Linked DNA regions of Mus musculus: regions 1, 2, 4, 5 and 6 are each linked to region 3. Evidence: chromatin loops called from intact Hi-C (ENCODE). Cell type or tissue: heart. All regions are shown on one strand.

Region 1 (4,000 bases), 120 kb after region 3:
GTGAAAGAATGGAGTAATTTGGGGGGGGTAAAAGCTAGGATATATATTAAAGACATATAAAGAATTAGAGTACAGTAAAAGATTCTAGTGATTTCTTTTTAAGATGGGAGGGGGTCACTGATTGTTGAACTTAAGACTTCAAGCAGGCACTCTGCCACTGAGCCACACTGTAACCTGCCAAGATTTAATGTGGCAGTCTCATCAGGACCTTTTATTTTAGGTATCATAAGCATCATTTGTTCTTAGTTAAAGGTACTGCAAAATTATATTTTGATCTAATGCCAGAAATGAGTTTTGCTTTGTCTTTTATGTCAAATATGATCTACAGTAGGTAAACATAATACACATACATGCATTTTTTTTTTATATGTAGTGTGTATAGAGAACTGCATTAAAGACGGATTTTTGTCTAGACAGGGTAGGAGAGGAAGAGAATACGGAAGAGGAGGGGGCAGAGGAGGAGAGGGGGAGGGTAAAGCACAGGTGGGACAACAGCTTGGTGTCTTTAGACGCCTCACTGTCATCACATAGTTTTAAAATATATTATTTCAAAGAAAAGTTTCTATGAACATTGCTAATAAATGATAAATTGAAGGCATTTTTCCCGAATGAGGTAACCTTTAGATTTATTGTGTTAGTTATTCACAGTTGCTGCTCAGTGTTGTCTCTCTAGCTTTAAGTGCAATCACATGGCAACATTCTAGAATTCATCCAAAATTAATTCTAGACTGCACACTGTTAAGAAGTTGTTGCTTCTTTGTTTGAAAGCTTATTTTGGACATGTTCTCCTACACAAGAGATTCTTCATAATCTTTCTCAAATATATGATTTTTTGTGCTGTTGTTATAGTTTTGGTTTTGTAGTCATATCAGTCTTGATTATGTTCTTTATATACTCACTTGAGCTCCTGCTCAAATTTTTCAAAAAGGTGAACATACAGAAAAAAACCACAGAACTAAATATGATAAAATAGCTTTAGGAATGCTGCTTACAAAGCAGAGTACACTAATCAGAATAGAATCATCAGGTGAATCTGAAAAACAAGGCAAACTTAACACTTTACATATTACCAAAGATTGCTAGCTAAAATTAATAACTGGAAAGTAACTATAAACCAATGCATGCTAGTAAAAGAAAAATTCCAGTACAGTAGAGGAATTTTAAAATTTCCTGTATGGCTCTCTCTGCAACAGAAAGTAGAAGCCACATGGAACATATTTTGTGTATGGTAGTTGGAGAAGATGTGACTGTCTTAAGTTAGTGTTGGTAGAATGTAAATATTTTTATTTATTTATTTATTTAAAAACTGAGTTTCACTATGTGGCATTGGCTAGCCTGGAACTGGCTGTGTAGACCAGGCTAGCTTTGAACTTAGATCTACTTGTTTCTGCCTCCCAAGAACTAGATTAAAGACATGTGCCACTACACATGTCTTTATTTTTATTTATGTGTATGTCATGTATATGTGGGTGTCCATGGAGACCAGAGGAGAGTGTCAGGTCCTATGGAGCTAGAGTTACAGTTGGTTGTGTCATTGCCTGTTATGCATGCTGGGAACCAAAGTCTGTCCATTTGAAATTGCAGCAAGTGCTCTTTACTTATAATCCCTGTTTATTTTATCTCCAGTACCATTTCATACTCTGCCATATTCTCATTCATTTTCTCTCTCTCTCTCTCTCTCTCTCTCTCTCTCTCTCTCTCTCTCTCTCTCTCTCTGTCATTTATCTGGTTTTGTTTGTTTGTTTGTTTAGAAAGCTATTTGCTGTTTTTGGGATTTCCTCCCACTTTTACCTGAAATGCTCTTAACTTCAGTCTTCACAATGATGGCTTTTTCAGCTTAAGGACCACCTCTTTACGGGAACAGGGTGAAAACTGCTTTTTTTTTAAAGAACTCTGGGTTTGAAATAGGCCACGTGACCAGACACATTACACTTTATGTATTCTGAGCACATCTGAGACATTCAGAATTGGAATAAGAAGCTGATAGGAAGAATATTATTTTAGCTAGCATGGTATATTACAGCATTGCAAGCTTTATAGTTAATAATTTTTGAAGGGTTGTATGTGGTTTAATTTTCAGCTCTAGAAATGATTATAAAGTGGTAGGTAGATTGTTATGAAAGCAAAACATGTCTTTGAAAGTCTAGTGAAAATTAGTATGTTAAGCCATGTCTGTTAGAGCATGTTCTAATCTCATTTCTAAGGATCAAAGGCAGGAAGAGAGAGTTAGCTGCAAGTTCAAGTTCAGGGGCTCTGGCTTACCCCAAAGAACTATTTTGGTTCTCTAGATATTTTAAAAAGTTAATAAAATTGGGTAACTGATGTTAAATAGTATCTTACTTTTGGCCTCTAACACTCTAAGACCATGATCAAAAGCAACTTGGAGGAAAGGTTTAATTCATCTTAAACTTTAGAAGTAATACTTACTTGATCATTAAGGGAAGTCAGGGCAGGAAACTGGAGGCAGGAACTGAAGCAGAGGCCATGGAGGAATGCTGCTTACTGGTGTTTTCCATCTATGCTTACCAAGTCTACTTGGTTGTACCAGCACCACCTGCCCAGGAGTGAACTGTGCCTTCTCATATTAACTTGCCTAGAGGCCGTCTGATAGAGGCTTTTTTTTTTTCCTCAGATAAGTCTTGCTTGTGTCAAGCTGACAGAACAACCAGTACAGGCAACTTGACCAAGTTCACAGTTATTAAATGTTAGCATTAGATGAATTTGTATTATATTCTACAATTCTACTATAACTTGCCATCATCACAGAGATCCATTTTTTTTTTTACAATATAATTTATTTCTCTGAACACTTATACCTAATTAGTCTTTCTGTAAAAACTAGTCAAGGATGTGATCATTTTTAGCTGGGAAAAAGATCATATTCCTGTATTTTCTTGACTGTTACCTTGATATGGTATTTAAAAATTGGCAAGTAGACTTTATTCTTTCTCTTTTAAACTGTTCATTTAAGATTGTATGTACCTTTAAATGTCAGGAAAATCTGAACAGTAGCTTAAGTACATGAGTTTTGTACACACAAGAAGCAGTTTAGAGAGAACTGGCTCAGCTGCTTCCTCATTCTCAGAAGATTGGCTTGTACCCTTCTGCTTAGTTCACATTTAGTATTAGTCCTTTAGATAGTAAATTTCCCCTACTAGGAAGCTAGTAGGGGAAAAGACATAAAAGGATGAAGAGGATATATATTTTACCTTTGTTAGATGGGCCTTCATAAATTGTTTATAGAAACCATATTTCTTATTTCTCACTGGCCAGAATTATATAATGTGAGCATCTGTAGCTATAGATGTGACTATAGATTATCAATAGTGTTTATACTCATGCCCCCTCTACTTTCAATGTGTTAGCCTGACAGTATAACTACCCAAGTTATCTGAATATATGTGCCTTTTAGATTTACATTGGTGCAGAAGCATACAGTGGAATTCAACCAGGTAGCAATGGCAAATTCAGATGGATCCGAAGCAATGCTAAACAGAGTAATGACGAAAGATAACATTGGCGTTGCTGTGGTGTTAGAGGTCCACAAGGAGCTTTTTGGAACAGGTGAGTGCCATCTACATAGATTTCCTAAGGGAAGACAATCTTATTATTACAAGATTATTTCTTTATCTTGAGAACTATTAAGGAGATGGAAAAGAAAATAGCATTAATTATGTAAAGTATTACACATTTCTTGTGAATTCTTGATTTATTCTATAGTTTTTGTCAGCATTTTTACTTAACAGGTAATTTCTGCCCCTTTAACACACCATTCATTGAGAAAATTCTTTGAAATAGGGTATGGCTTGGTTAGGCTGAATTAGAAGTTATACTTAGCCCTCTCTTGTAGTTTGAGCTTCACACGTGTGTACCCTTTATTTTTTAAGGTTAAATAGTTGGCATGCTTTCTTTAATTTCTTTGTTACATCTCAAGTCTTTGTCAGGGTGAGAACAATATCTTTTATCTATGTGATACTTTTCAGAGTTTTTAGATTATTTA
Region 2 (4,000 bases), 49 kb after region 3:
GCAATTTACACATGCTGTTTTTAAAAAGAAGAAGAAGAAGTCAAGAAACCCACTGAGGACGTCAGAAAACATTTCCTTGGGTCGTTCCACCTCACCTGAGGTCTCCTTAATTAACCACCCAGAATGCCCTGAGCTCTGCTGTGGGCCTGCGTGGGCCAGCGTCAGGAAACAGTGCAAGCACCCGCGTGTCCCTTCCCCATCCCCAGCATCAGCACCTAGGTTCTGCTAATCGTACGAGTCTTCTCGGCTTCTACCCTCCACTCAATCTAATAAAGCAGTTTTTTTTTTTTTCCCAAAACACCAGCGAGGGCGACGGTAAGAAGCGAGCCAGGCGCTTGGCCGTCCCGCGCGCACGCGCAACTCCCGAAGCGCGGCGCGCCGGGGCCCCGCCCCCTTCCCCTCACCCCACCCCTCGGCGCCGGGGAGTGACTGACTCCCGCCAGCCCCTCCACGTCAATCAACTCTCCTCCTCCTCCTCCTCGCACTCTCTGCACCTTGTTATTAATCTCTAAAGCGATAGCGCCTGGACTTCTCTCCCCGGCCCTCGGGGTTGTGAGCGTGTGTGAATTAGAGCGAAGGCATCGAAAGCTCGCGTCTCTCTCTCTCTCTTCTCCCTCTCTTTTTCTCTCTCCTCGGCCCCGGCCTCGGCAGCGACCCGGCTCGGCATCGACCCCCGCGGCGGCGGCAGCCTCAGCGCCAGGAGGCCAAGGCCAAGGGCGGGCTCCGCGAGGCTTTCGCAGCGGCGTCTCCGGCGACCGCGGGCCCTCTCCTACGCGCCCCGGTCGCCCCGGTCCTGCGCGGCGCGGCCCGCGTCCCCCCTCCCCGCCCCCCGATCCGTCTGCTCTGCGCTCCCTTCGGCCGCCCTCCGCCGCCTCGGTGGTTCCTCAGGCGGCCCGGCCCGGCCCGCCCGCCCCGCGTCCCCTCCGGCCGGTGCCTCTCCCCCCGGCGGGCTGCCTGCATGTCTTTACTGCCCTCAGCCCCGCCGCCACCGCCGCCGCCGCCTCCCCCGCCGCCGCAGCCCCAGCAGCAGCCGCCCCGCCGCCGCCGCCGTCGCCGCCGTCCGGACCCTGGCGCGCTGAATGCAGGTGAGGAGGGGGCGCGGGCCTCGACTCCCGGCCCTGCGCGCTCGCCTTCCGGGGCCCGGCCTCCCGCCGCCGCCGCGGCCCCTCGGGGTGAGCGGGCGGGCGTGGGTGTTTGTGTTTGCGTCTGAGGTCTGGAGGGGAGCATCTGTGGGGCCCTGGTGCGCGCGCGCGTGTTTGTGTGTGTGTGTTTCCCCAGCCGCGGGGAAATGGCTGCTGGTGCTCGTTCAGGGCCCGCGGAGGAGAATGAGGTAGAGTGTTTCCGTGCCTCGGAGTCGGACCGGGAGTGGAGCGAGGGGGAGCGCGTCTCCCCGGGGAAGTGAGGTGGGCGAGGGACGAACGTGTGTGGGTGTGTGAGTTGGGACTTTGGCGGGCGGGAGGCGGCCCCGCGGCGAGTGGGTGTGCGTGTGTGTCGCGTGTGTGTGTGTCTGCGTGTGTGTGTGTCGGGCGGCGGGAGCCGGCCCGCGTCGCCTCAGGGGGCGCGGGTTCCAGGCCGTGTGCGTGTGGGGAGGGGGACGGAGTCGGGGACCCCAGAGCGTCGAGGTCCTTCCGCTTCGAGGCCGGGGCTCAGAGCCTCACAGGTGAGAACGGCTCGGCGGGAACCCACGCCGTGGACGCGGGAGGCAGTGCGGCCCCCACGGCGGCGGGCGGCGGGCAGCGGGGGCTCGGGCCGCGGTTCCCGAGGCCGGGGCCGCGGCAGGAAGCGCGCCGGCCTGCAGCGCGGCCTAACCGTCTTCGCGCCCGGTGGCCTCCCCAGACGCTCCTGGGACTCCGTCCTCGCGCGGGCCCCGGGCGCTGCCCCGGGCCTGGCCAGGTGAGGGTCGGGGGCGGGACACGCGGATCGTGGTCGCCTGTGCCGCCTCCGCGTCTCCCAAGGGGAGAGGAAGGCATATTTTGGCGTTCTAACTGCAGGCCTTCCCAGGCTGGCGTGGGGAACCCGAGGGAAAGTGAATCAAAACAGGAAATCTCGGAATTCGTGGGGTTCGGATCTCCTCTTTCCGTCCGTCCTTTAAGGCTGTGCGAGCAGAGGCTTGAGTAAATACGTTCTTTGTTGTTGCAGTTGTTGCAGCGGATACTTTATCGTTGGTTAGATTTTTCACTTCCCTGGAAATCACTCTGGAAAGGCAGAGAGGAAGAAAGGGAAACTGGCCTTGTTGGCCTGTGGTGTTGGTGGGATTGGATCAATTTTGTGAATTTGAAATGGCTTATATCCTGCCTCCTAGAGGGAAAGGCGTGGACACAGAACTGAGGAGGTCAGTGAGGAAGAGGAAGTTCCCGGAGCTGTCATCTTAACCCTACCGGCGGCTTATTTAGCTTAGACTGTTTAGGCGGATTGTGTTCAGGAGTTTAGCTGAGCTGTTTGTACACAGTGAAGGCACGCTACAGCAGTTTTAGATGCTATCTTACTGATTCTCGTTATCTTAATTCTCCATGGAGATAGTCATGTGCAACCAAACGTGTTTTTCCTTAAGTCTCCCAAACCTAGATCATCAGCCTCTATGGTCAATTTATTGTGTGCTCCTGGAAAGCTATCTCAAAACAAAAAGCGGAAATAAAGGTAAATCTGCCACTGAGTGAATAGGGCATTTCAGAACTGTATGTAAACGGTATTTTAGTTGCCGACTAACCTCACTTTTTATATTTGGGTCTAGTTAGACCACACAGCTAGACCTTGACTGTGGGTGGAGTCACACAATACTGTATCATTTGAAGCTTTTAGGTCGTGGTCACTGTAATGACCAGAGATTGCTCTTTTCTGAACCTAGGCTCACAGAGAAACAGTATGTTCTTCAATGGGAGGGTGGGGGTGGGGAGAGGAGAAGTAAAAAGCTGTTTCTATCAACATTACTCGAGGAACAGCCGAAGTGTGGAGTTTAATAGGAAAAGGGTCTTAACTTTTACAGACTAGTTAGAACCATGGCCATGTCATTAATACTTATTGTCATGTTCTCTTGATGTCTAGGATTTGTGTATCTGTTTTCTTGTATCAGGAAGATGATACTCTTTCAGTAAGGTTGTGAGAGGCCATTGAGAAAACATGTTTGGCATATAGTAGATGCGATCTTTTACTACTGCCTGCTACTGCTCTGATTATAAGTATCGAAAAGTTTTTAAGTACAAATACTCATTAATTACCTGTAGCAATATTGCTTAATTGTGAGTTAGGGGGTCGAGAAAATACAGCTGGGGATGTAGCTTTGTGTACAAATATGTGGGCCCTGGGTTTGGGTCCCAGCAATGAGGAGAAAAAGTATTTCAGAGGCCTTTAATATACATAAAGTCTGTGTAAGCATATGAGATGTCCTTTTTTTTTTTCTAGACGTAAAATTGTCAATGTAGCCTTGCATGTTAGTTTATAGAAAATAGCCAAACTTGCTATATTTATTATTTTTGATTAGTTTTAGTTTCATTACTTTTTAATGAATTTAAAAACATAGTCCCTGGGAGAGGATCCTAAGTTCTGTAAGTTGATTACAATCAAACATCAGAATAGATGAAAGAAGTAGATTTTATATACAGCCACAAACAATAAATGTTACAAAACTGTTACATAATTCTTTTAGTTCAGGTTGACAGATTCTTGTAAATAAAACCTTTGGGAGCATCTTTCTGAGTTTTTCTACCATCCTGTAATAATCTGCTGTTTCTATTTTGTATAGAGTGGGTAGTAAATGTGCTATTTATTGAGTTTTAATTTTTTTAAATTTAAATTTATGTTTTTGGAAAACCATAATGGTGAGGGGTGTAAAGTAAAACCAGTGGAAAGGTTAGAAGAATTATACTTTTTAAAATTAAGTGTTTGTTTTTGAGAGTCTTGTCTTGTAGAGCAGGTTTACCAAAAACTTACAATCCTCTCGCCTTAGCCCCCTTATGGCAATTAGAGGCATTTGCATTTCACTTGGTTCTAATTTAAGAGGTTT
Region 3 (4,000 bases):
TGCTTCAAAAACAATGGGATGGAAAAGTTATGAGAAATATCACACTACATGCATCCACACACATGTACACACATACCTTCCCGCATGCACATACAGTGAAAAGATGAATCTAAAATGGGTAGAGTATATTTGCAACATGTTCACTGGACAAACGAGTTGTATCTTGAGTGTGAAAGAGCAACACAATTGAAAAGTAAACAAGAAGGATAAAAAGACTTCAAACTAGAAAGGAAATGCCAATAGTGTGAAAGCTGTCCACTGAGTAGTATTACCTTATTAGTAAGCAAGGATACATCAATTTAAAACACATTATAGAATTCCATATTAGCACTACTTAAAGAGTGCTCAGTAGACCTATTATAATCTGCAACCACAAAAAGGTTACACTAGCATGTGAAACAAAGCACTAAATTATACTGTTCAATGCAACAGGCAATACTTTTAATAATGGGCATGCTGGAGATGCCTGTCCCAACACATGGGAGCCTAACCCTGTCTCAAATTGTTTTTGTTTTTTAGCAAAACTTAATCAAGAAAGCAGTGTCTACTTTTATTGTGGAGATGCAGTTTGTAAACTGGATGGTCTAAGTACCATTGTTTTACAAGCACTGGAATAAGGAAGGTTATGAAGCTTATGTTCCTGGCCAGTGGGGAGACAAGACACAATAAATAGAGGAAGGAGAAGGGCTGCAAGGTCAAAGAAGAGGGGGAGTTGATTGCATTTTAAAAGTAAAGATCAATTTCATATGAGAGGTGACGGAGCTCTTACTGTGCAAGCATGAGGGGTGAAATTCAGATTCCTGGCAGCCACATAAAAGCTGGGTAAACACAGTGCAACACCTCCCACCTCCAGGGGCTTCACTGGAGACAGTGGGATCCGCAAGCTCCAGGTCCAGTGACAAACTCTGCCTCTGGAAACAGCCTGGATACTGGCTGGCAGAAGAGAGCCTCCATGGGCACACATACATATGCACTCACACACATGTGAACATGTATACATAGACCAAGTACACATACACATGAAAAAGATCTTATAGTGTATATGGCACTGTGAATTCCTATTAGCCATGTCTAACGTGCTCAGACATGGCTATACAAAACACTACAGAATTAGTCTCCAAATGATAAACACGATAGCCTCTGTAAATTTACTAACTGGAATCGCCTTTATTCATAAACACGCCAAGGTTCAGATATTTACAGATGTAAATCACTTCATATACCACCTTTCCCTTCAGGGCTCGCTTATCAAACTGAACACGCCCGCTATCCCACACACACAACAGAATCTTGCCTTGTACTCCTCACCCCTGACTATAAGTACTGCCAATGTATTTCCGCTCCCATTTCATCCTCAAAATGACCTGCTCCAAGAGAGAACCCTTGCGTTAAGTGTCGCTTTTAAGCACTGATGACCCTCTGGGCTGTGGAGCCCAGAAGATCACGGAAGCATTTCGAGGACCGAGAAGCTGACCGGTGCCTACGAGATTCTGCCATGGATTCCGCTGCAACAGGAAACTTGGCTCTAGATTTACTTTCCACGCAAGAACACTGCTCCTCTTACCTCTACGGAGGCACCTTACGGCCGCCGCCATGTTGACTGTTCCGGATTGTGCTGACGAAGTGGGTCCCGGGTTTCAACTGCACGGAAATGCGAAAAAGGGTTCCGCGCGGAAGCTGGCAAAGGGGGAAGGAGTTGGTAGGAGCAGAAGAGCAGGGCGGGGACGACCTGGCTTCAGTGCCCTCGTGGCGAGGTTCCTGTCGGTTCCCTGTCTGAGACTGCCTTTCGTGGCTCGGGTTCAAAGGTTTATCAACCTTCGGGGCGGGGGTGGGGAATGGCTTTGTTGAAAACTCTGTAATTAATTATTCATTCCTTCTTATTTTTAATTTTGGACCCTGCAGATGTACTCCGAACGGTCATTTAAATAGAGGGAACCTGGTTCTCTGACTAAAGTCTTGAGAAAGCTGAAGTGTCCCCAGCTTCCTTCGCTATACTCTTGGCCTTCTTAAGATTCGGTTTTTCTTTAAATGAATATTGCTAGGCGACCGTGCGCGGAGCTAGCGTGTGCGCGCCTCTGAGTTCAATCTTCTTCATAGCAAAGAGAAAACAGAATCCATCAAACTTCGCCTCCACCCAAGGCGGGCCAGGAGGTCCCACTCTCTCACCCCCTTCCACCCCCCTTTGAGCAAACCTTAATCTTTCATCCGTCTGCTTTTTGGTTTCCGGCTGCTGGCAAGCTGTGCTGATCAGACCTAAGGAGCAGTACACTGCTTGGAGTTTTCGAAACACGTCTAGGGTTTTGTTTTGGTTTTTGGAGTTTGTCTGTTTTTGTTTTTGTTCTACGTAGCCAATTAGAGACCAGTGCACAGGTTATTCTGACCCCTTCCTACCCCCTACCCCCCCCCCCCCCAAAAAAAAAACATCCGTTATGTCTCAGCTGCCCGTGTGGTTTCTCTAAACCAAGTCTGGTCAGGAATTAATTCATAAGAATAAACTCCTCCAGTAATTGGCCATTTCCAAAGGCTCACTTACGGGCCTCTGCCTACCTCCTCAACCAACAACCTTCCTAACACACATGCGAGTGTACACATAACACACACACACAAAGAGAGGGAGGGAGGGAGGGATGAAGGGAGGGCAGAAGACACATTTCTCACCTCTGTGACATTTTTCCTCTCTGGCTTTTGTTTGAATTATTATGCAACACATTAACAGTATTTTTTCCCCTTAAGATTTAAATTCAGACTCTGCTCATTGTTGGCAGTCTCCTTTCATACTTCCAGGACTGAATTATGGCCACTTCTTCCTGGTTTTATGTAATAAACAGAATTAGTAATTTTTTTATTTATTTGAAACAATTCTGAGACCTATTATTCTATATAATACAATTTACCAACCTAAGTGTACAATTTAGTGGGGGGTTGAGCACACAGAGCTGTGCAGCTGTCACAATGTATCTCCCCATCTCTTTGAGCTCTTTGTGGGCAGCAATCATGTCGTTCATTTTTGTAACCTCAGCACATACTACACACAGCGTCAGACCGGAAGGAAGGTCTGCAGTAAACGTTGAAAAAAAAAAAAAAATGAATCCATGCTTATATGAATTAGTGACTTGATAAGAATTTCAAGCCTGCAAAACTTGGCTTCCTGAAGCTACTCACAGAAGATGGACCTCATCAAAGCTGGAATTTTCCAGAAGCTTTATTTTTATATTTATACCTAGTAGCCATCTAAATGAATAAGATTGTTACTTATAGACTGTTCTTGTTAACATGTAAGCAGTTACTTCAAAAGCTCTGCGACTGTTTAAAAAAAAGTAAAGAAAACCTTAGAACTTGACTCTACTTTGATAACTTTGTTTCTGCTTGTCCTCTTTTCCTTCTATGCTCTTTTCACACATACCTGAGCAACTACTAAGTACCAAACCTTGTGCTTAGATGCATAGATAAGAGGGAGCTGGAAAACTGGCAGTCACCTCATGATACTTAAAGTTAACTCCGTCTAAGAATATACACAAATTCTCCTGTTGCTGGCTCTTAGATTCATCTCCACAGCTGGAGTCAGTTGGTCCTCACCTGAAAATGCCTACCATGAGAACACAACCATCCAGTCAGAACTCACAAAATGTAATAAGCTTACAACAGTATTATTATTAAAACAATGTCCTGTATAAGTTCAATGTACCTTATTGCCTGCTTTGGTCACCAGAATCTGATGGCATTCAACCAGTAAGATCCAGAGTTCAGATATTTGCAGATAGATAGATGATATTCATTAGCTTAAGACTTTAGAAAAACTATAAATTAAAAGATACTCTGAAATAGGCACTCCATTATAATGATCATGACTTCATTATCATCGTGACTGGATTTAGAATTATGTAGGAGATTGAGGAATACCTCTGGGTATTTCGGTAATGATATTATTTCTAGAGAGAATTAATTAGTGGGGGAAACCCATCCTGAATGTGGGTAGCACTGTCCTGTGGGCTGTGAGCCC
Region 4 (4,000 bases), 240 kb after region 3:
GAGAGTATATGTGTGTGTTTGACTCTGTGTGAGTGTGTGTGAACATGTGAGTATGTGTGAGAGAGTATGAGTGTGTTTGACTGTGTGTGTGAGTGTATGTAAATGTGTGTGTATGTGTGTGTGAGCGTGTGTGTGTGTGTGTGTGTGTGTGTGTGAGAGAGAGAGAGAGAGAGAGAGAGAGAGAGAGAGAAGAGAGAGAGAGAGAGATGATTCAGACTAGAAGCCAGGAACAGCACCTGCCATTTGATACAGAAATGCTTTAGAAATGCTAATTTTATGACTGAATAATAGGTCTCTGTTAACTTGAACTTTTGGCAATTATTCCCCACCTAATTTTAGAGGAAGCACAAAAAGCAATCTGTTTTTAGCTTGACACCTGGCAGTGGATGATGAACTGGGCAGTCTCCTTAGAGGAAAGAATTAAGTGGCAGCTGAAGGCCCATCGACATATTTTCTTCACCCTATTCATCTCTTCTGGGAGCCTGGCTTTGGGCTCCATTCTCCCTGGGCTGGTGAGCTGGAAGCTCACACAGTTGCATCATGTACCACTGGATGCCAGTAGAGGACTGTAGACTGAGCTCAGCACAGCCTGTGACATTTCTAGAGGACCAATGGAGTCCCTGTAATGTCCATGTCCCAGCAACGACTGCACATTACAAGCAGCTGACCTGAAGATGGTTTAATTCCCCGTGAGATTGATGTTCTGTTCATCTGAAATGTACTAGTTATGAGACTTATATTGTAGCCAGCCTGGCAGAAATAGAGACATTCTAAAGAGACACTTGTGTCCCCTAATTTAACTATCAAAGTGTTGAAACAACAGTCTCCAAAGAAATGGTACTTTCCACAGAAGTCTCATGCCATGAGCCAGCCAGAGGCGGCTCGGTGACTTTCACAGAGAGACTGTCCATGGTCCTAAGAACTCCTCAGAACACCTCACAGGATGAGATGGGAGCACACCCAGACAATGATGGCTCAGTGGGGTGTGTGTGTGTGTGTGAGGGGATCATATCTTGAGGTGAATGGCTTAGATACACATGTCCTTGGCTCTCTCTAAATTTTGATATCACTGCAGGACTCCGCAGATGAATTTGAGGGGATCACTGGATCTCTTTGTTCTATTTGGCCACATTGGATAAGTTTCTCCTTTCTGGTTTTCACTATACATTTGGCTCCTTTCTCTAGCCTTTTGAGAATAGATGGCTGGACCTGACTTGGGGGCACAGGTTATGACCCCTAGGTCTGATAACAACATGATTTCACTATATTGGATTTAGTCATAGAAATAACAGGACCAAATCTTTTAAAATTTATTTTACATTTATTTATTTTGTGTATGTGTGTGGCTGTGCTTGTGTCCTGACATAGAGCATGAAGAACTGAGGACTTGGTTGTTTCCTTCTACCACGTGGGCCCCAGGGACTGCACTCAGATTGTCAGGCTTGGCCAATAGTTGTCTTTCCCTGCTAAGCCACCTCTGCAGCCCTCAGGACCAAACCTTGATTCAGCTTCTCCTATCTATCCGTTCTTCATCTGGCTGCAAGGCTTAACTGGAGGGTTTAGATTGGTCCTTGGAACTGCTTGCACATGGTGGTTTGCAGTGAGGAGGATGGAAGACCTTTCAAAGAGAAATTACAGGATCGAAAACACCTCCGCGTCCATGCATAGAAGCTGTCAGGGAAACTGAACTAAACTAAACCATCAGGGAAACTGAAGCTGCACTGCCTGATTCAGGGTTAGCGACCAAACTCAAATGCTGTTTAGTGAGAAACCTTGTCTGTAAGCAAGAACCCGGAACTTCCGAATTTGGCCATTCACAGAAAGGACTTACTTGTCTGTAATCCTAGAGAAACATATTGAAGGATTTGATTAAATGGAAGAACAAGAATGTGTTCTTAGCCTAATGCTACCTCCAAATATTTCCTCAATTGGCCACGAGAGGGCGGTAAAGAACCTCTTTGTAGTCACAGCCTTTGTAGTTTATCTAAACTCTTTCTACAGGTGAGAAGGAGTTGACATCTGGATTAGTGGGGGTGGGGGTGGGGGTGGGGTGGGAGCAGGTTTGTATTGGGGAAGAACGGAAGGGTCTGGAGCCCAGACCATGTGTCAGGAAGAGCTGGAGTCTCCGTGGGGACAACATTATTAGATGATCAGAAAACATCCTGTCCAAGAGATCATTTGGGATCCTCACTCTTCCTTAGTGGGACATGTGACAATGATAGTCTGTGAGTGACACAATTATCAAAGATGATAACAAACTGGGCAGTAGTGGCGCACACTTTTAATCCCAGCACTTGGGAGGCAGTGTCAGATGGATTTCTGATTTCGAGGCCAGCCTGGTCTACAGAGTGAGTTCCAGGGCAGCCAGGGCTACACAGAGAGACCCTGTCTAGAAAATAAATAAAATAAAATAAAATAAAATAAAATAAAATAAAATAAAATACGATTGCAAATTGAGACATGAGTAAAAGCACTTATCACATAGTCCTGAATACCCAAGTTTGATCTCTTGATCCCACAGTGGAAGAAGAGCAAGGACTCCTGAAAGTTGTCTTCTGACTCCCACTTGGGTATTCATGCCCACTACCACATTAATAACATAAGATACTATTTAAAAAATGGAGACAGGTACTATTTGGCTATTAAAAAGAATGAATTTATGAAATTCCTAGGCAAATGGATGGACCTGGAGGGCATCATCCTGAGTGAGGTAACTCTATCACAAAAGAACTCACATGATATGTACTCACTGGTAAGTGGATATTAGACCAGAAACTTAGAATACCCAAGATACAAAATACAATTTGCAAAACACAGGAAACTCAAGAAGAACAAAGACCAAAAAAGTGTGGACACTTTGCCCCTTCTTAGAATTGGGAACAAAACACCCATGGAAGGAGTTACAGAGACAGTTTGGAGCTGAGATGAAAGAGTGGACCATCTAGAGACTGCCACATCCGGGGATCCATCCTATAATCAGCCTCCAAACGCTGACACCATTGCATACACCCACAAGATTTTGCTGAAAGGGCCCTGATATAGCTGTCTCTTGTGAGGCTATGCTGGTGCCTGGAAAACACAGAAGTAGATGCTCACAGTCAGCTATTGGATGGAACACAGGGCCCCCAATGGAGGAGCCAGAGAAAGTACCCAGGCCAGTACTCCCAGAGCTCGTGTCTCTAGCTGCATATGTATCAGAAGATGGCCTAGTCGGCCATCATTAGGAAGAGAGGCCCCTTGGTCTTGCAAACTTTATATGGCTCAGTACAGGGGAACGCCAGGGCCAAGAAGTAGGAGTGGGTGGGTAGGGGAGTGGTGGGGGGGAGGGTATGGGGGACTTTTGGGATGGCATTTGAAATATAAATGAAGAAAATACCTAATTAAAAAAACACCATGGGAAGGGGAAAAAATGGAGACAGTTGGGGCTGGTGAGATGGCTCAGTGCGGTTGGGAGTGCTGACTGCTCTTCTGAAGGTCCTGAGTTCAAGTCCCAGAAACCATGTGGTGGCTCACAGCCATCCATGGTAAGATCTGATACCCTCTTCTGATGTGTCTGAAGTAAGCTATGGTGTACTGACATATAACAATAAATAAATCTTAAAAAAAATTGAGACAGGTGTATGTACTTGGGCAGTTATTCACCCGGGATTCAGAGTCACAAATGAGATCCTGTGTTTGGAGGATGCCTGCTAAGATTCAGATAACATGGCAGATAATCACTGTCTCTGTGGCTCTGGGGACATTCCTTAATCTCTGTGAACCTCTGTTTTTCCAGGGGATCATTTCTGGGTATTTGGTCAATGATGTTTTGGAGTGAATGGATAGAAGATGAGAGGAAAGAGGAACTAAGGAATGTATTCCTTACTGCCCTGTTGACGTGTAATTCTGCTCATGGATGCAGATATCCATGCTAGGGTTAGCCATCAGTGATTGTATTTCTGTTAGGCAATCAAGCCTCAAACAGCTTAGTTAAAATCCTTCTTTCTTGCTCCTTTAGGCC
Region 5 (4,000 bases), 110 kb after region 3:
AATTTTATTGTTTCATTGCTGGTTTTAAATGCTGCATGAGAAATCAAGTGTGGAGCAACTGATGTAACTCAGTAAAGAGGCTGCCTAGCATTCACAGAGCTCTGTGTTGATTCTAGTGCCACATAACCTGCATGTGGTGCCAGCACGTACTTGAAATCTCAGCACTTTGGAGGTAGACAGGGGATGATCAGAAGCCTAAAGTGGTCCTCAATTACGTTTGAAACCTAGCCTGAAATATATGGAAACAGAAGGAAACAATATTTCCTATTTAAAAAATTTTCATACAGTACATTTGGATCATATTCTTTCTTCTTACTCAACTCCTCCCAAATCCTTCCCACCCAAATACATACATGTCTTTTCTATCAAAAACAGAAACAATGAGAACAAACAAACAAACAAAAAATAATATAAAAAAATAAAGCCACGGGTCCTTCCATGTGTACTCTTTGGTTGGTGGTTTAGTCCCTGCGAGCTCTGCGGTATCTGGTTGGTTGATATTATTCTTTCTATAGGGTTGCATAGGAACCCTTCAGTCCTTTCTCTAACTCCTCTATTGGGGACCCCATGCTAAGTCCAATGGTTGGCTGCGAGCATCTGCCTCAGTATTTGTCAGGCTCTGGCAGAGCCTCTCAGGAGACAGCTATATCAGGCTCCTGTCAGCAAGCACTTGTTGGCATCCAAAGTACTGTCTGCATTTGGTGACTGTATATGGGATGGATTCCCAGGTGGGGCAGTCTCTGGATGGCCTTTCCTTCAGTCTCTGCTCTGCACTTTGTCCCCATATTTCCTTTAGACAGGAGTCCTCTGGGCTAAGAATTTAGGGGATGAGTGGGTAGTCCTATCCCCCAACCAGGAGCCTCTACAGGTTCTCCCTCCCCTTTGTTGGCTATTTCAGCTAATCTCATCCCTGTTGGGTTCTGAGAGCCTCTTGCTTTCTTGGCATCTGGGTCTTGCTTGTGGCTATCCCCAGTTCCTGTCCCCCATACCTACACACCTCTGTTCAAATTTCTGACCCTCCGTATATCATCCCTGTCTCCTCTCATACCTGATCCTGGCCCCCATTTTCTCCCTCTTCTTCCTCTCTTCCTCCCAAGTTCCTCCCACCCTCTACCTCCTGTGATTATTTTGTTCCCCCTTCTAAGAAAGACTGAAACATCCACATTTTGGTTTTCCTTCTTGAGCTTCAGATGGCCTGTGAATTCTATCTTGGGTATTCTGAGCTTTTGGGCTAATATCCACCTATCAGTGAGTGCATACCGTGTATGTTCTTTTGTGACTGGGTTACCTCACTTAGGATGATACCTTTTAGTTCCACCCATTTGCCTAAGAATTTCATGAAGTACCACATTTTCTGTATGCATTTGTCTGTTGAAGGACATCTGGGTTCTTTCCAGCTTCTGGCTATTATAAATAAGGTTGCTATGAACATAGTGGAGCATATGTCCTTCTTATATGTTGGAGCATCTTTTGAGTATATGCCCAAGAGTGGCATAGCTGAGTTCTCAGGTAGTACTATGTCCAATTTTCTGAGGAATGGCCACACTGATTTCCAGAGTGATTGTACCAGCTTGTAATCCCACCAACAATGGAGGAGTGTTCCTCTTTCTACACACCCTTGCCAGCATCTGCTGTCATCTGACTAAACCACCAACCAAAGAGTCCACATGGAGGGACCCATGGCTCCAGCTGCATATGTAGCAAAGGATGGCATTGTCTGGCATCAATAGGAGGAGAAGCCCTTGATCCTGTGAAGGCTTGATTCCCCAGTGTTGGGGAAGGCCAGGGCAGTGAGGTGAGAGTGGGTGGGTGGTACAGCACCCTTATAGAAGCAGGGAGAGGGGGTGGGGGAAGTGGAGGGGGGCAGGAGGGATCGGATCCAGAGGGGAAACCGGGAAAGGGGATAACATTTGAAATGTAAATATATAAAATATTTTTAAAAAAAGATTAAAAAATTATCCTTTCTGTGTTGGCCAGCAGATACTTCTGGGTATAGGGCCTGTTCAGGGATGTGGTTGAGTGAGAGACTTTGGAGCACTCAGCCCTGAAAAGGATGTCTTTATCAGATTTCTTCCCTTGAGACTCTTGGATCTATGCAGAAAAAGGTTTTAAGGACCAGAAACGGTAGATGACTCCAAAGGGGGAAAATGTGCCTATATATATATGGATTGTGGTTTGATGATAGAAGTATAAAAAGTCTTGAGATTAAAGACAGTAAAACTTCTCCCTTGATCTGATTATATTTGACTGTATGGGTAGTTTGTTTTTTATTAATTGATTTCAGATATCCTTTTCACAATGCTGTGATAGGAACTGGAGAAGTGATGCAGCCATTTAAAGCACTGGTTGATTTTTCTAGAAGACAGAGGTTTAATTTCCATACCTACATAGGTTTAATTTCCATACCTACATGGAAGCCTACAACCTTCTCTTCAGCTTGATTGTATTGTGGTTAGAGAATGTAGTCTTTTTATTAAAAAATTTAATACCTTATAAGCCAACATATTCTTAGTTTTTGTAGGTGTTAAGCATGCACTTCGGAAGAATAGACCTCTGCAGTTGTTGATGGCAGCATTCTATTATACCAGTTTACGTTTGTTGGTGACACTGTACTAGTGTGATTAATGTATATTTAATAATTTGGTTTTACTAATTGTTTAGAATTGCAAATGTACTTGTTTCTTATTATCTACCTCAGAAGTTTAATTATGTGTGCTAAGGATACATTTTTGTGTATTTCATTCTTTCCTAATCTTTTTTTGTATCTTTTTAACTTAGTGCTTCTTTCTTCTGTTTGGTTTATATTTTGTTACTTTTTGTAACTAAAGGTAGTAACTTAACTTATTAATGGAAATCTAGCCTCTTTTAACATAAATATGTGTGTGTTATGTTTTCTTTTGTTTTTTTGAGACAGGGTTTCTCCATATAGCCCTGGCTGTCCTGGAACTCACTCTGTAGAACAGGTTGTAATTGTGTTGTAGTTATGCAAGCTTTTTTTTTTTTTTTTTCTCTGTCAACTTTTGCTTCTCATGTTTTTTTGTTTTTGTTTTTGTTTTTTTTTTTTTTTTTTTTTCAAGATTTCTTTTGGTTTTTTGAGACAGGCTTTCTCTGTGTAGCCCTGGCTGTCCTGGAACTCACTCTGTAGACCAGGCTGGCCTTGAACTCAGAAATATGCCTGCCTCTGCCTCCCAAGTGCTGTGATTAAATGTGTGCGCCATCATGCCCAGCTCAAGATTTATTTTTATTTTGTGTATATGAAACTTTGCTTTCATGTATATATGTGTATCATGAGCATTCCTGATGACTGAGGAGGCTAGAATAGGGCACCTGATACCCTGAAACTAGAGTTAGAAAAGGTCATGAGCTGTTGTTTGGATTTTAGTGTACTAAATGATTTAACTGCTGAACTTTCTCTGCAGCCCCTGCTTCTGTTATTTTAAGCTGTTGATTGGCACATACATGTTTACGATTGTTATTGTTCTATTTTATTTTTTAATTTTGGAAACTACTTTACCACATATTAACGTAGCCATTCTTGGTTGTTGAAAAGTTATTTTCTAATTTTCTATATTGTTGTAATTGAAGGTATGTAGAATACTTGATTAATTTTTTTATTCACCTTACTAAGATTTTATTTTGACTTTTAATTTAACTAAAGTTTAGGTATTCTTACTGGTACCATAATAGTTTTTACAATTTTCTCCTTTGACCATCAAATACTATATAAGAACTGGGAGTGAAGTGGTAATGTTAATGCTCCTAGTTTTATCTTTTTTTTTTTTTTTTTTGATGCTTTAGATTTTCTTCTCTTATATTTTTCTTTTTGTTTGGACAGCTTCCTTTAGCACTGGCCATTATTTAAAGGTAGATCTATCTGTTAATGATCAGTCTTTTTGCTTTTTATGACATTCTGACTTTTATTTCCTCTTGATCCTCCTTTCTACTAATTTCAGCCACACAGTAGTTTGGAATATCTAGGATTACATGCATGCACCCATGG
Region 6 (4,000 bases), 140 kb after region 3:
AGTTAAATGTAGAGGGGGAAAATAAAAAAATGGGAAACATTGTAAACAGCTTAAGTTTATTTTGTGTATGATCGAGGCACTCTGTTGCAAGAAGGTGTGTAATTGGGTCTCTCTGCTTCCAAATGCACTCTTTCAAACCATTCATTATCCTGTGTATTTTAATGTGGTTTTCGTAAATGTTGGTAGTAGCTCTGTTGAAGTAGGTGATTGTGTTTTGTTTTGGGTGGCACACACCTAGGGCATGGTATCCCAAATTTCATGTGCACGGTTTCCCTTTAGCCTCTTGCCCAAATTTAACACACTGTTTCCCCTCGTTCCCTTTGTAAAAGGAGTGGTATCTTGTTTTGAGCTGCCAGTTCAGATGATCAGAAATGCTGCTGTCCTCAGCATTGTCTTGTTAAATGCATGCCATTTGGAACTTTGGCAGTGAGAAGCCCAAAGGACAAGGTGAATGACGTGATATATATTCGATAAAAGTGAAATATATATACTCATATACTTTCTAGTTCTCAGAATAAGTTAATAAGCTTTATGCCTTTGGGCTGCTGCATATTTTATCTGATAAGAGAAAATTTGGGCATTTTTAGATTGTGCTATGTATTTTTTTAAATGTTCAATATGATTTCTGGTAATTGTCTTAAGAACTGGAGTGTTAAGTTTATTAAAATGGTGTTGTTTGAAGAAGGGGAAACTGCACTGTTTGCCATTATAAAAGTAATACAAGTGCATGTCCCGTCACCCACTGTCAGGCATCAGTATCCTCATAGCTTTACACACTCTGATGGGGAATATTGCAGCATTCTCAGGACTGACATCTGGAAAAGGCTCAAATCACTTACTGCTCCTTGCTTGTTGACTTTGTTTTACAATATTGTGCCTGGTGTCAACTTTTAAGCAACAGCACTGCCTAAAAGCAAGCAGAGAACAGAATCCCAGCACCATTCTATAGGCAACTTTTTAGAATTCAGATACAGTAAATCTGTTCAAGATTTATGATGTTTTATGTAAAAAAAATTTTGTACTACATAGCTGAATATTTTTGTTTGATTTATTTGATGTAAGGCGTGTGAACATTCATTTGAATATCACATGTTAAAGTCAGGTATGGCACAATGGGCTCTGAGACCAGCTTCCCCCCGCACCCCCCCCCCATTTGCCTTGTTCTAATCTCTTTCTTTTCAAATTGCATTTCTGGTATTCATAAGCAGATATTTAATTTTACTAATAAGCATCCTGTGTGAATGTACTTTAAAAGCCACTATGTTTTAGTGTTATGGTTTGTAGAATTATGAAACTTACCTTCTCCCCCTCCTTTTTTTGTCTTAAAGTCATAAATCTCTGAGAAGGGAGAAAGTTAAAATCCAAGACTCATATCACTTGAATCTGTGGCAGATTATGTTAAAATTGAGGGTGTGGCAATTAAACCTAGAACATGGACAATATTGTGCTGTTTAAAAATTCTGTCTCCTGAGTATGTCTTGTCAATAGGTGAAATTTTAAGTCTGTATTGTACTTCCAAGAATTAGTAAAACTCGCAAATACCACCTGTATACTCAATAGCGAATAGCAAAGGGAAGGGGAGCACACAGGAGTGGTAGGTCAGGTATGCGCCTGGAAGGGGTTAGAGAGCGCCATCTCTAACACAGGCTACATTCCCCAGTGGTAAAATTTGATGTTGGCTTAATACCGATTTAAAATTTCATCTTTTATATTCTTGTGTTTTTTGAAATATTTTAATAGTTTTGCAAAGTATACTAACTGGTTCGTAGCTTCAGTCACAGAAAACAAATTGTATTTCAGTAATGGTCCTGTAGCAAGCAAGAATTCTTTGTTACATGTTCTAAGTAACAAACATTTTGACTGAAAAGTGAGCTGTTGTGTTTGTAAGGTTTTCTTCTTCTCTCCACCCATAAAACCCAAAGTAACACCTTTCTAATGTGTTAAAAATTTGTTTACCGACTTTTATTTGGTTTGTATCCTATTTGTATGACTTTTGCGTATTAGAAGTAGATAGATTAGGTAGAGACATTAGACTTATTTTTCTAAATCAGGAACTTAAACTGAAGTTTTGAATTTGTAGACAGAGGACATTTATGCTTATGATTGTTCTGGAAGATTTTAATTTCTGTAAATGCACCATGATCCCCAAATTTAAAATTCAAACACAAGTAAATGATAGTACATCTTTAACCTGCTTATTTACCAAAGTTTAAGAATAGGGTGCCAAGAGCATCTTTCATAATTGTCACCTGAATGCTTAAAACGATAAAAGAAAACCCTTATGTGTTCTGAGCAAGAGCCACAGAAAGAAAACTAGGAAGGGAAGCAGAAGGGTGGGAGCCTGCTCAGGAAGAGGATACGGAAGAGCATGTATGCTTGTTCTGACCAAAGGCATTCGTGTCGACGTCTCAGGTAAAAGGCCTGGAGGAAGAAGCAGATTCCAGGGGAAGTTTTATTAACCCAGTAATTTTGGCATAAGTTTGGTTAACTTGATTTATTCTAGATTTGATTTACTTTTGGATCCAAAGGACAGACTGAAAGTACTCTTTATTTAGTAAGATAAGCTAATTTTCAAAGGATATGAATTAAGGGCGTGCCTATTAAATGTTGACTTTTATGGTGCAGCCTATAAAACAGATAGCACTGAACTGAAATTAGAAGTGTGCCATCAGAAGCCATGACGCCTGGAGCGGTGGCATGATGCACCTTTCAGGATGACATGTGTTCCTGGTTATTTTCTTCAGCGGGATCCCTGCATTTGTTTGTTTTCCGTTTATCTGTCCCTTGGAAAATCATGGTAGCATCCCTCTGGAAGGTGACCCTTGCTCACGATTTCAGAGGACTCACATATTTTCTTAGCTATTATTGTTCTGTGTACCACGTTGTTTAATTTGTGTGTGTAGTTACTTGAACTCAGACTATAGGCTCAATACTGGTGTGCCAAACAATGGCTCTGCTTCTTATGGTACAGACTTAGTGTCCTGCTTACTGTTTCAACTTTAATGCGGTAAGTGTTGCAGTGTGTGGGTTGCTCTTTATTCAGAAACTACTGTCCTTTCTCTGTGCTTAACTTGCTAAAAGTAAATTCCCTTACCTGTGTAATTCCTGAGCGGTGCTCTGCTGACCTTTGAGAGAGGAGGGGTTTGGATGGCTGTTACTACACACTGGATCTGGAATTGTTCAGTGTTGTGAGTGGCAGATTTCTTAAACACCAGCAGCACTGAGAAGTGCACTACGGGCATTTGTAAAGTTAGTTGTCCAAATGCAAGCAGTACTTTCATCCAAAAGAAGCTGAGGTGTGTTGGGTTCAATAGGAGTACTTTGAGTATCTCAAGGAGGACAAATGATTAACTCTGTTGTATCTGAAGTGGGGTAGCCCTTTCTCCACCCCCCTTGTGTTTTTGTTTTCTAAAGATAAAATATACCCTTTTGCTTTCTTTGAAAAGGCCAGGATGTTTGATTATATTGACCAGAGATTAAATCGTATCTAGTTTTCAACTATATAAGTGCCAAGTAATTGTCCATGGACTTTTTAACCATTTGATTAGGGAAGAGATTATTTATTTTTGTTTCCTGGCATTAAGATGATTAATTTATTGTTTTGCGTACACTTGAGTCATTCTGTGGCCTATATAGTGTTTTTGTAACTAACTATACAAAAAGCAAAGCACATGACCCTAAGACTAAGCAAGATGTTTCAGTAGTTCTCTCCGTGAATACTTGATCATTTCTATTAATACTGTTCTAAGCAGATTCTACTGTTTTAGGTTGTGTATTTATTTTTCCCCCTAAGAAAAAGCCAAGCACTAAATCAACTTGTGTTCTGATAATCACTTACAATCTTAAGCTTTCCTTTCTTCTTTTCTTAGGTGATTTAATGAAGTGCCATGTAATTGTAGCTTACTAATTAATGTTTGATAGACTGGTTCTGTGATATTCTAAACATTTAACTCTTTCTTGTCATCTCTGGAGAAGATGGTTCTATTCTCATTCTCTCTGA

The links. Hi-C counts contacts between places; a loop is a spot of excess contacts. Peaks named below come from ENCODE experiments on the same cell type or tissue, not always from the same donor. Only the 100,000 strongest peaks of a DNase experiment are listed, where the experiment ranks them.
Region 1: it touches region 3 in a loop (2.6-fold over the local background); 6 of 42 quality-filtered maps call a loop at or near these places.
Region 2: a loop joins it to region 3, with 3 times the contacts of the local background. A loop is called at or near these places in 24 of 42 quality-filtered maps.
Region 4: a loop joins it to region 3, with 2.1 times the contacts of the local background. A loop is called at or near these places in 2 of 42 quality-filtered maps.
Region 5: it touches region 3 in a loop (2.4-fold over the local background); 3 of 42 quality-filtered maps call a loop at or near these places.
Region 6: a loop joins it to region 3, with 2.3 times the contacts of the local background. A loop is called at or near these places in 5 of 42 quality-filtered maps.

The regions. Positions count from the first base shown.
Region 1 is chr5:96,085,706-96,089,705 of GRCm38, reverse strand. It overlaps Cnot6l (CCR4-NOT transcription complex, subunit 6-like), which reads left to right. Exons shown (of 12, transcript NM_144910.2): 9 at 3,413-3,564. Among named protein-coding and RNA genes, the nearest start is that of Gm52799, 74 kb to the left of the region's middle. In heart, no CTCF peak of the experiment used is centred here; no DNase peak of the experiment used is centred here.
Region 2 is chr5:96,159,022-96,163,021 of GRCm38, reverse strand. Cnot6l (CCR4-NOT transcription complex, subunit 6-like) reads left to right here and starts at 1,032. Exons shown (of 12, transcript NM_144910.2): 1 at 1,032-1,085. Gm52799 reads right to left here and starts at 1,227. Exons shown (of 2, transcript XM_030254979.1): 1 at 1,131-1,227; 2 at 1-883. The coding sequence starts at 1,227. The coding sequence ends at 267. In heart, CTCF peaks have their summits at 2,312 and 3,978; DNase peaks (open chromatin) are centred at 441, 1,211 and 2,321; H3K4me3 peaks cover 3,282 bases; H3K27ac peaks cover 2,704 bases.
Region 3 is chr5:96,207,758-96,211,757 of GRCm38, reverse strand. Mrpl1 (mitochondrial ribosomal protein L1) reads right to left here and starts at 1,643. Exons shown (of 9, transcript NM_053158.3): 1 at 1,565-1,643. The coding sequence starts at 1,595. In heart, no CTCF peak of the experiment used is centred here; DNase peaks (open chromatin) are centred at 1,657 and 2,077; H3K4me3 peaks cover 2,311 bases; H3K27ac peaks cover 1,886 bases.
Region 4 is chr5:95,968,964-95,972,963 of GRCm38, reverse strand. No RefSeq gene overlaps it. Among named protein-coding and RNA genes, the nearest start is that of Cxcl13, 14 kb to the right of the region's middle. In heart, a CTCF peak has its summit at 1,910 (motif pointing right); no DNase peak of the experiment used is centred here; H3K27me3 peaks cover 1,398 bases.
Region 5 is chr5:96,100,442-96,104,441 of GRCm38, reverse strand. All of the region lies in intron 5 of Cnot6l (CCR4-NOT transcription complex, subunit 6-like), which reads left to right. Among named protein-coding and RNA genes, the nearest start is that of Gm52799, 59 kb to the left of the region's middle. In heart, no CTCF peak of the experiment used is centred here; no DNase peak of the experiment used is centred here.
Region 6 is chr5:96,070,736-96,074,735 of GRCm38, reverse strand. It overlaps Cnot6l (CCR4-NOT transcription complex, subunit 6-like), which reads left to right. Exons shown (of 12, transcript NM_144910.2): 12 at 1-4,000. Among named protein-coding and RNA genes, the nearest start is that of Gm52799, 89 kb to the left of the region's middle. In heart, no CTCF peak of the experiment used is centred here; no DNase peak of the experiment used is centred here.